Linked DNA regions of Homo sapiens: region 2 is linked to region 1. The links are chromatin contacts, found by Hi-C in ENCODE. All regions are on one chromosome and are shown on one strand. Each heading gives the region's core, a stretch centred on a gene start or an enhancer-like site at or near the end of the contact. The rest is flanking DNA. Distances are from core to core; before and after follow the strand shown.

The links. A loop is a pair of places that touch in the nucleus more often than their neighbours do. Pooled maps may share reads with other maps.
Region 2: a map of natural killer cell shows a loop between it and region 1 (2.1-fold over the local background). The contact joins the enhancer-like site here to the promoter of LINC01478 in region 1. A Hi-C loop is called at or near these places in 2 of 168 maps with a recorded cell type or tissue (esophagus muscularis mucosa and natural killer cell) and 1 of 50 pooled maps.

Annotation. Positions count from the first base shown.
Region 1 is chr18:44,530,439-44,534,925 of GRCh38, reverse strand. It overlaps LINC01478 (long intergenic non-protein coding RNA 1478), which reads left to right and starts at 3,229. Exons shown (of 5, transcript NR_110792.1): 1 at 3,229-3,470. It overlaps LINC01601 (long intergenic non-protein coding RNA 1601), which reads right to left and starts at 3,147. Exons shown (of 5, transcript NR_131768.1): 1 at 3,099-3,147.
Region 2 is chr18:44,635,605-44,640,403 of GRCh38, reverse strand. No RefSeq gene overlaps it. Among named protein-coding and RNA genes, the nearest start is that of SETBP1-DT, 42 kb to the left of the region's middle. Within about 2 kb of position 2,748, at least 3 of the 41 ENCODE cell types and tissues checked have a DNase peak (open chromatin) inside an H3K27ac peak, as active enhancers do.

The DNA of each region.
Region 1 (4,487 bases), core at 1,980-4,479:
TATATGTACATATACATATAAAATTTTTTTTTGAGACAGAGTCTTGCTCTGTTGCCCAGGCTGGAGTGCAGTGGCACAATCTCAGAGTGCAACCTCCACCTCTGCAGTTCAAGCAATTCTTGTGCCTCAGCCTCCCAAGTAGCTGGGATTACAGGAGTGCACCTCCATGCCCAGTTAATTTTTGTGCTTTTAGTAGAGATGAGGTTTCATCATGCTGCCCAGGCTGGTCTCAAACTCCTGGACTCAAGCAATCCACCCACCTTGGCCTCCCAAAGTGCTGGAATTACAGGCATAAGCCACCATGCCTGGCCTCCTCCCTCTATATTCTCACTGTTATTATAGATATCTGTTATTTGCTCTACCTGAGAGCCACCTTGATTTCGTGTCATTACCTTGATGTTTTTGTTTTTGAGGAACTGCCTATTCCCTAATAGAAGCAGTCTGAACAGGGTATCTGTAAGGTGAGTTGGTCTTCTTGGAAAAGGAGTCAGCCTAGGACAGAGGTTGAGCAGCCAGGGCCCTCTCTTTGGTATTTGTCTTGAAATGGCACGTGGAACCAGACATGATTGGACCTTGTTCTAATAATTCTTGCTTTTTGGATCTCAGAAACAGACTTTGCTCCTAGTTTTCTGAGGCCTGTTTTGGATCTCCTGAGGCTTCTTTCAGCCATTCAAATAATCCAACCTCTCCCTCTTTGGGTCTAAGTAAGCCAGAACTTACTTATGCTGTTTGCAAAGAACTCTGATCAACACAGGGGCCCTCTTGTGAGCAAAACCCACATGCTCTGCTTGTTCTACCATATCCCACATTACATTCTGGTCAGCAGAGCTCAGTCCAACTCACTCTCCCACTCGACTGCAATTCTGCCCCTAGACAGTGAACTCTGTGAGGACATGAACAGTGCTTTGTTCATCTTTGTGTCACTGGTAATTGGCCAGCAACTTGCATAAAGAAAATGCTTAAAATTTAATTAGTGAGTGAACCCATGGAAAAGAAAGACTATGTGACTATGAGATGGAATGGGAGTTTGAAGAGGAAGACTTTGGAGAAACCGGATACAAATCAGAAACTCATTCAGGGGATGGAGAAGGAGGTCTTGTCCATGACATGTGGAATATGAGGAGTAGAGGAATCACTTTGAGATCATGAGACACAGTGAGGCAAGTTTAGGATAGATCAGTAGTCATTCCACTAATGACTACTTCATAACTACCTATTCACCTTAATGCCTCTTTTCTTTTTGCTTCTTTCTATTCTCAGTGCAGTCAACTTAGGTCAGGAGCTATTTGTAATTATTTTGACTTAGATTACTGCATGAATGGGAATGGAAGTGGGAACAAATTAGAAACATTCTACTCTACACCATCCCCTTCGCATCCCTGATTTCATGGAGTTCTCAGACAAGCCTACAAAGGAAGAAGGTACTAATGCCTCCCCTTTCTATGAAACACAAAAATTAGGGAAGTAATCTTATGTTCTTATTTCTAGAGAGGAAATGCATTGAATATATGAAAGATTTTCGAAAGACTATATAAATACCCAGGTGACGAATCAATAAGGGATTTCTAAGGAAGTTTGGAGAAGCTGGAAGATTTTCTGCCTTTTGAGGTTGCAGTGATGCAATCAATCCCTTGTTTGCAGAGGTTTAACCCTGGGCTGCTGCCATCAAATGGTAGGTTAGAGCCTTGTGTGCAGAGGCTGTGGCCACATAGTCCCAGGAGCTCTGCTTGGGTAGACCAATGCCAGCAGGCCTGGTGTGGCCCTCTCTTGAGTTTATTCATGTATACTAGATCCAGAGGGCACATTGGAAGCTCTATTCTACTACTTTTCAAACAGTGAAGGGAGTCCTTGTATTCCTCAGGGGTCTCTCAGTTCGTTCACTCCACCATCCCTTCCCAGGCCACCTTCCTACATGTGCTTGCATCAGTCAAGCAGCAAGGATTCAGAACCCTCAGGAATTTAATGAAGTTTAATGGCTCCTTTTTTATTTTTGTAACTATGTTCTTACACAAATTCTCCATGGAAAGCATTTTCTTCAAGCATGGTTTCCTAGAAAGAGCATTGGCCGAGCTGTGGCCTGAACTGATTGAATAATTCATTTTACTTCTTAGAGTCTCAGCTTCCCTTTCTGCAAAAATGGATAATAATAAGTGGGCTACTATCTCATGTATTTGTAGGTAAAGTTCAAAGAGATAGATAATGGGAAAACTTTATGGAAGCAAAGATGTTATTATTGTCATTGTTATTTCTACTCCCACACTCCCACTCTGATCTGAGTTTATAGCACCCATCTCCTTCAACATTTTATTGTTGAAGATGCATTGCTAACCTGGTGAAACAGACAGGAGAGAACAGAGACTATCTAGGAGTCATAGTCTTCTTCTCCTTTCCAGTTCTTTTCACCAATATAGGCCAGGGACTATTGTCACAGAATCTGCAGAAAGTCAGTTCTGAAACACCTTTCTAGACTCAGCTTTTTTTATTGCCTTTGAGTGTAAGCTGAGAGTAAGTCCCATCACTTCCATCAGCTCATTTAAAACAAAAATCTCTGCCCTATGTCTTTCTTGACTTGGGGAAATAATCTTGAAAGAGCTCTATGATATATGCTCATGTTATTAGAGGTTTATGGTTTTAATTAATTAGTATCTTTGTCTGTATTAGGGCTGCTATAACAAAAGTGCCATACTGGATGGCATGAGCAACAGGAATGTGTTGCCTCACAGTTCTAGGATTCAGAAGTCCAACATCAAAGTGCCAGCAGGGTTGGTTCCTTCTGAGGCTGTGACAGAGAATCTGTTTCATCCCTCTCTTAGCTTTTGATGGTTTGCTGGTAATCTTTGGCATTCCTTGGCTTATAGATCTTTGCCTTCACCTTCACCTGCATGCTCCGTGTGTGCATGTTTGTGTTCACATTTCCAATTGTATAAGGACATCAGTTGTATTGGATTAGGACCCACCCTACTTCTGTATGACTTCCTTTGAACTAGTTATATCTGCAATGGCCCTATTTCCAAATAATATCACATTATGAGATCCTGGGGCTGAACTTCAATATATGAAGCTTGGAGGGACACAAATAGACCGATAACATTACCTACCATCATAATTATCATGTTTGTGAGAAGTGGATTTGCAGAGGTGCTTGGACTCCCAGGGTCTAGCTTTGACATGGCCTCTCTAGTGTTCAGAGGAAAGAGAATCAAAGCTGCTCCATTGTGACATCACAATGCACTTTTCTTTGTGCATTCACACGATGCATTTTCTTTTCTTATCACCAAACTGTTTTGAAAGATAAAAGTACTTCCTGAATATGTGGATGGTGAGCCACGTGAATGGAAGACATGGAGATATGGACTGTTAACACCTTGTCAAACATTTATTGTCCCTTCCACCTCTAAACTTCTGTGATAATAGGTGAACAGGACCCACGTGGTGCAGAATACTGCGATACACACTGCGGAATAATTCAGGTGAAGTTTATAAGCCACGTTTAAACTGCCTTTCATAACCTCTAAAATGAAAATTATAAAGAGTACTGTTGTATTTTTATGCTAACATGCATTGGGAAGCTGTGAGAGTTAATCTCTTCTTTTTCCCCTTCCTTTTTAGAATATTGTAGTTATCTCCTACTTAGAAGTCTCTGTAGCCCCAAGATGCCAGATATTGCATCTGCAGAAAGGAAAATTGAAATCAACGTGCCCAGTGGGTCCAGAACTTGACAGCCTGACAGCAAATTGTAGCCTTTAGCTTTTGCCTTGAGTTATTGTAGGCAGGAACATCAGTGGGAGAGTGTGTGTGTTTTCTCTTTCACAACACAATTTATGGAGGTGGTGTGATTGCCACAATGAACATGTTTGAATGGGTGATTTAAACAATTTTCCATATGAGAATGATGGCTGTGAGTGTTAAGCATGTTGATGATTGCATATTTTGTTTGCTTTCATCAAAAGTTCCTTACAAATTCACTAGAGAAGGAGCATCGACAGGATGCAGGATAGGAAACAGATTGTATATATTATCAAGGTAATGATTACCAACACATACTTCAAAAAATAAAAGTGTAAAAAGCACTAAATATGTCACAAATAACTCTTGCCTAAGTGTTTTGTGGAATGGGTCAGAGCAAAAACAAAGCAAAAGAACAAATACATGAGCAAATAAATAAAATGAAACATTATAAACACTTGCAAAACACACCCATGGATTCATAGTCATGTTCGTTTCTCCCTTTCTTCTATTTCACATCTATCATAACCTTCCCTGTATAATCTTTGGTCTAACGTTGGCAAGAGCAGTCTGGAAACCCAGGACATTGCTAAACTTTAGACAGTTCCATTACTATGTAAATCGTTCTGATGTTCCATTAAGAAAACAATTTCCAGTACCTCACACTATGGGATTTTCTTTGACCATTCAAATTCTGTGGGGAAGGCATTTTTGTCCCGCTGTTGTCTAAGAGCAGCCTCCAGGATGCTCTGTGTTTTGTT
Region 2 (4,799 bases), core at 1,499-3,998, 110 kb before region 1:
AGTATTTCTCTATACATAAAGCACAACAGACCAGAACAACACAAACAAACAAAAAAGAGATATTGGCAAAGTTTAAAACCAGGGTGTTCTCCAGTAGATGAAGTAACCACTTTCAAAGAAACATGCATTAATGTTGCTCCAAATCTTCTTTCTTACCTGCAGTGGGAAGGGCGAAGCCTACCTTGTTTCAGGTAAAAGCCATATGAAATAGTTGAAGTTACTGAAAGCAGGAATTCAGGACTTACTGAATAATTTTAGAAGTCATTCATTCTTATTCATTATCACATTGCAGCATTTTGCAAGCCTGTAAGTAGAAGGAAGCACTCATTGTAGGAAAGAGTGAATGAACAAATCCTTATTGAAAGCACCTGGAAAATTCAATGCTTATGTTAGTAATTCACAAATAGGAGTCTACTGTGTCTTAATCTGGCCTCCGTGCAGCGAAAATGCTTTCCCTGCTAAATTCTCTAAATTTCTCCATTAGTCATTTGTTTGCATTTAGGCAGACAATAGGCTTTTGGAAGGTAAAATCTGGACATATTGTCATCTAAAAATGGATTATTAAAGAGAAAGGACTCTACTAGATGAGCTCTTAATCACAGACACTTTCTTTGGAAGTGAATGTGATCAAGTTTATACATTGCATATGACCAGCTGACAACTCCATTGAGCCCCTGGTCAGGAGCCTGGGGAAGCTTGGGTGGTAGGGCATGGGCTCAGAAGGCGTAGGCAGTGGTGATGGAGAATTTGACTTTTCTCTGGAAACGGTCCTAGAGACAAGTTTCTGAGTTTTGGAAGACAACACAATGCAACAGAAGGAACACTAATTTTGAAGCTGGTAGGTTTTGTTTGCAGAACTTATCTGCTGTTTATGAGAGATATAAAACCCTGAGCAAGTTACCTACCTCCCTTTAGCTCATTTTCCTCATCGATAAAATGTGGGATAATGAGGACACATTCTCCACAGCATTATTAGAAGGATCAAATGGACTAATGAATGGGAAAGTGCTTTTCAAATGGCAAAGCAGTTGCAAATGTAAGCTGTTATGATAATTGGCCCTCAAGAAATGCTCTTTGATAGTAACAGTCAGTGTCTAATCCCATTCTTCTTCCATGAAGGACTCCACGGGAACAGGGCTTTCTGTTGGCATCTTCTCTACCCGTCTTAGAAGATTACTGGAAAAGTGGATGCAGGACTCACCTCACCCTGGCACTGTTTCTCTGGGCAGTATTTTACCAGGTTAGAATTTTTTTCTGACACAGAAAATGGTATCAGTGTGGCTAAGTGGAAAACACACAGCACTGAATTTCAACACATGCTTTCATTACTTCATTATTTTGTTCACTCATTCACTTACTCATGCAGCAGGTATTATTCAGAGCCTATGACATATCAGACACTGTGCTAACCTGCTGTACTTGTGAAGTTGAATATTTCAATCTCCTTGCTCATTTTAATGGGAACTGAGTCACTTAACTTGTTTGTTTGTTTGTTTGTTTTTGAGAATCTCATTCTGTTGTCCAGGCTGGAGTGCAATGGCACAATCTCGGCTCACTGCAACCTCTACCACCTGGGTCAAGAGATTCTCCTGCCTCAGCCTCCCGAGTAGCTGGGACTACAGGTGTGTGCCACCACACCTGGTTAATTTTTGTATTTTTAGTAGAGATGGGGTTTCACTATGTTGGCCAGTCTGGTCTCAAACACCTGACCTTGTGATCCACCCCCCCCCACCCCCCTGCTTGGCCTCCCAAAGTGCTGAGATTCAGGTGCGAGTCACCACACCTGGCCCACTTAACTTCTTATTGCATCAGTTGACTCAACTGTCCATAGTGACCATCCCTGTCTGGTCTTTCTTGTACAGTTTTTATGAGAGAAGGGCTTGAAGAGTGCCTTGTAGAAATAAAAGGGCTGGACAATTATGAGGCGCAATGCATTTATTGGCATTTTTTGAACACCTATTGGCATATGAAGTGGCTACTGTGCTCACATAGGATGACCACTAGGGAAAGCTGACCGTAAAGCAAGAGGAAAACTGGTTCTGGCTTAATGGCATTTTGTGGAATGCCAATCACTGAAGCAAAGATTCTTTCATGATTGTGTATGAAGTGAAGTGAAGCCATAAAGAAAGATGAAAAAGTGAATCAAGAAGAACAGGAGGAGTAGGTGTGGGAAAAATAGGTGTCACGGCTGGTCAGAGTTTTTACATGCTACCTCGCAGGAGTGGGCAGGCAGGGCAGGGCATGTCCAAGGAATACTCTGGGAACCTTGATATGAGATAGTAACACAGAATTAGTTTTGGTAATAATGTTAGTTAGCATTTATAACACACTTGTTTTCAAAGTACTTTACAATGGTGAATTGGGTAATTATATCCCTGTGAATTAGGTCAGCATTGTTATTTCTCTTTCACTCTATTAATCCCTTCTCCTCAGCTAGCTGAGGCTCTTAGTCACAAAGTTAAACATTCAGCCATCAGTTACATGTGTCCCCGTGAAACAATGTGTTGGCCTTAAAGGGCAGACATAGGAATGGTTAAATGTTACCCTAGCGTTTTCTCCTTAATGCTAAACAGAATTTTTTTTTTAAATCAGATCTTAGCTTGTAGAGAAGCTGGTTATAATACTTTCAAAGTCACTGTCATTCCTCCCCTCTGCTTCTCGTAAGAGGTATGCCAATTATTCTCAAACTACATGAACTGTGAGAAAAACCCTCGGATGTGTGACTCAGAGAGGTGTGTTCTGGTGTGGCTTCTGCCACTTCCAGCTTACTGGGTGAGATCATTTCAACAAGCCATCTGAGATTTCTAAGTTTCTGAGTTCACCTTTGTAAAACGTGAAGAATAATACTTGGCCTGCTTTCCTGTTTGGTGGTTTTTGAAAGTGACACAAAAATAATAATTTAGGAAATAATGTATGGCTGAATTTAGTAAGATATGCTAGACTTATTGGTTGCCAAGGTTTACATGACATGAATGAAAAGATGTCAAGTGCACAGTGCCATCACCTTTGCTCTTTTGCTTATGGTGATCACAGCATTCTTCCCCTCACCTCCCCACCCCAACCTGAGCTAGGTCTTAGCATTGGGCCCCTCAACACAGCTCTCTCAGCCACTACTGACTGATTGGAGTTGTTGCAGACAAGGAAAACTTTTGGTAAGCCCAAATCTAAGTGTCTTCTGCTGCTCATATTTATTTTATGTTATCTTGAATAGGTTATATGTATACACCGAGCAAAATATTTTCTAGAAAGTGAACAGTCTCCCCCTTAGTCCTCTTACCTTCTGCTATTTCTAAAGTGAAAATCTTCTCTGGTTTATTTACATGCTCTGATAAATATTCTCTCAGGAAGAAGAATTAACGGACATCTTAACGTCAGATGGATTAGGAGGTATGAAATTATGAAAAAAGAAAATTGATTTCATTGTAATTCTTGGCAATACGTTGGCTGAAAATCTAATCTTTTTACTTCTATCCCATGCCAGGTGAACTTTTTATAAACAGAAAATGCTCTTGAGTCTAGTTGAATTGAATGTAGGTGCTCATGTGACTTAACCGTGTTCCAAATATTAGCTCCTGTTTTAAGCCTCTGGATGCCTTTCCATTTTGAACTGAACAATGAAGATTCATTGAAATACTATCATCATCACCACACCTGGGATGACTGAATAAATTTTTTTTTGCCCCCCCACAGTGTCTCTCTTTTTCAGTGTTTCTCAGGGTGAGTGGCCAAGAAAAATTCCCACTTTCAATGGGAGTGCCTGGGTAAGGTTTAGGCAGATGAAACAAAGTCAGTGGAAACTATAGGATACAGTATCCATTTTCTAATTCATGGTTTAAGGGTCTTTCACATAAAAGTGCTAGATCATTTTGTTGGAGTGTCCTTAGCAAATTTGATATTACTACTTTCATCTTTGGTGTCTTCTGCATTGTAAAGGGGAAGTGAGAGACTCCTTTTTTCAGAATCTTCTTCTCTATATGGTGTCAGGTTTGAGTCTGTCAGTGAGAGGCATTTGCCTGTCATCTGGAAATAGGAAAAAGGAAGAGAAGTCACTATTCTTTGGAGGTCACTGCAGCCAGATTCATGAACAGAAGAGTGGCTCACAGTAACTTCTTGGTGAGTCCTAGAGAATCACTTGGTTCACTGCTGACAACAAAGAGATACAAACTTCTCAGGAATTTTTAAGAATAGAAACAGTGTTCCAGAGAGCTCTCCAAACTTTCTGCTTTGGTAGTTCAGGTAAGATCTTTAGTGTCAACTTCCCCAACCTGTGCTTCCAAGTTCTTCCAGTAGTTAAGCTACTATTTCCTGATTTAAGTCCTTTATACTTGAAATAGAGTGACTCCTATTGCTTAATCGAACTTTAACATAGATAGTTTTTTGTTTGTTTGTTTGTTTTTGTTTTTTAACTGTAGGTGGTTTGGGGCTATTAGAATGCTAGGGATGAAAGTGACAAATTGATTCTTTGATGTGATCATAGTGGAAAGCACTAACAATTTCAACAGCAGCTCAAAATGGGTCACTGATAGTACACGCATGGCATGCAGCAGCAAAACAGCTATTTACATTACCACTTCTGATTTCCTGGAGTTATGTAGCTGTAGAAGGCAAGACTTTGGAAGGCAAAGTAGCAATAGCAGTAACTGAACTTTATGATAGAAATAAAGAATACCAGGAATGTGGGGTGGGGTTGGCTATTTCTGAATATAATGTAGAACTTGGAAAAAGAAAGACAATGTCACGGTTTTAAATTAGTTATTCAAGGAATGCTTTAAATACTATAGAGTATGACTTCAGTTACT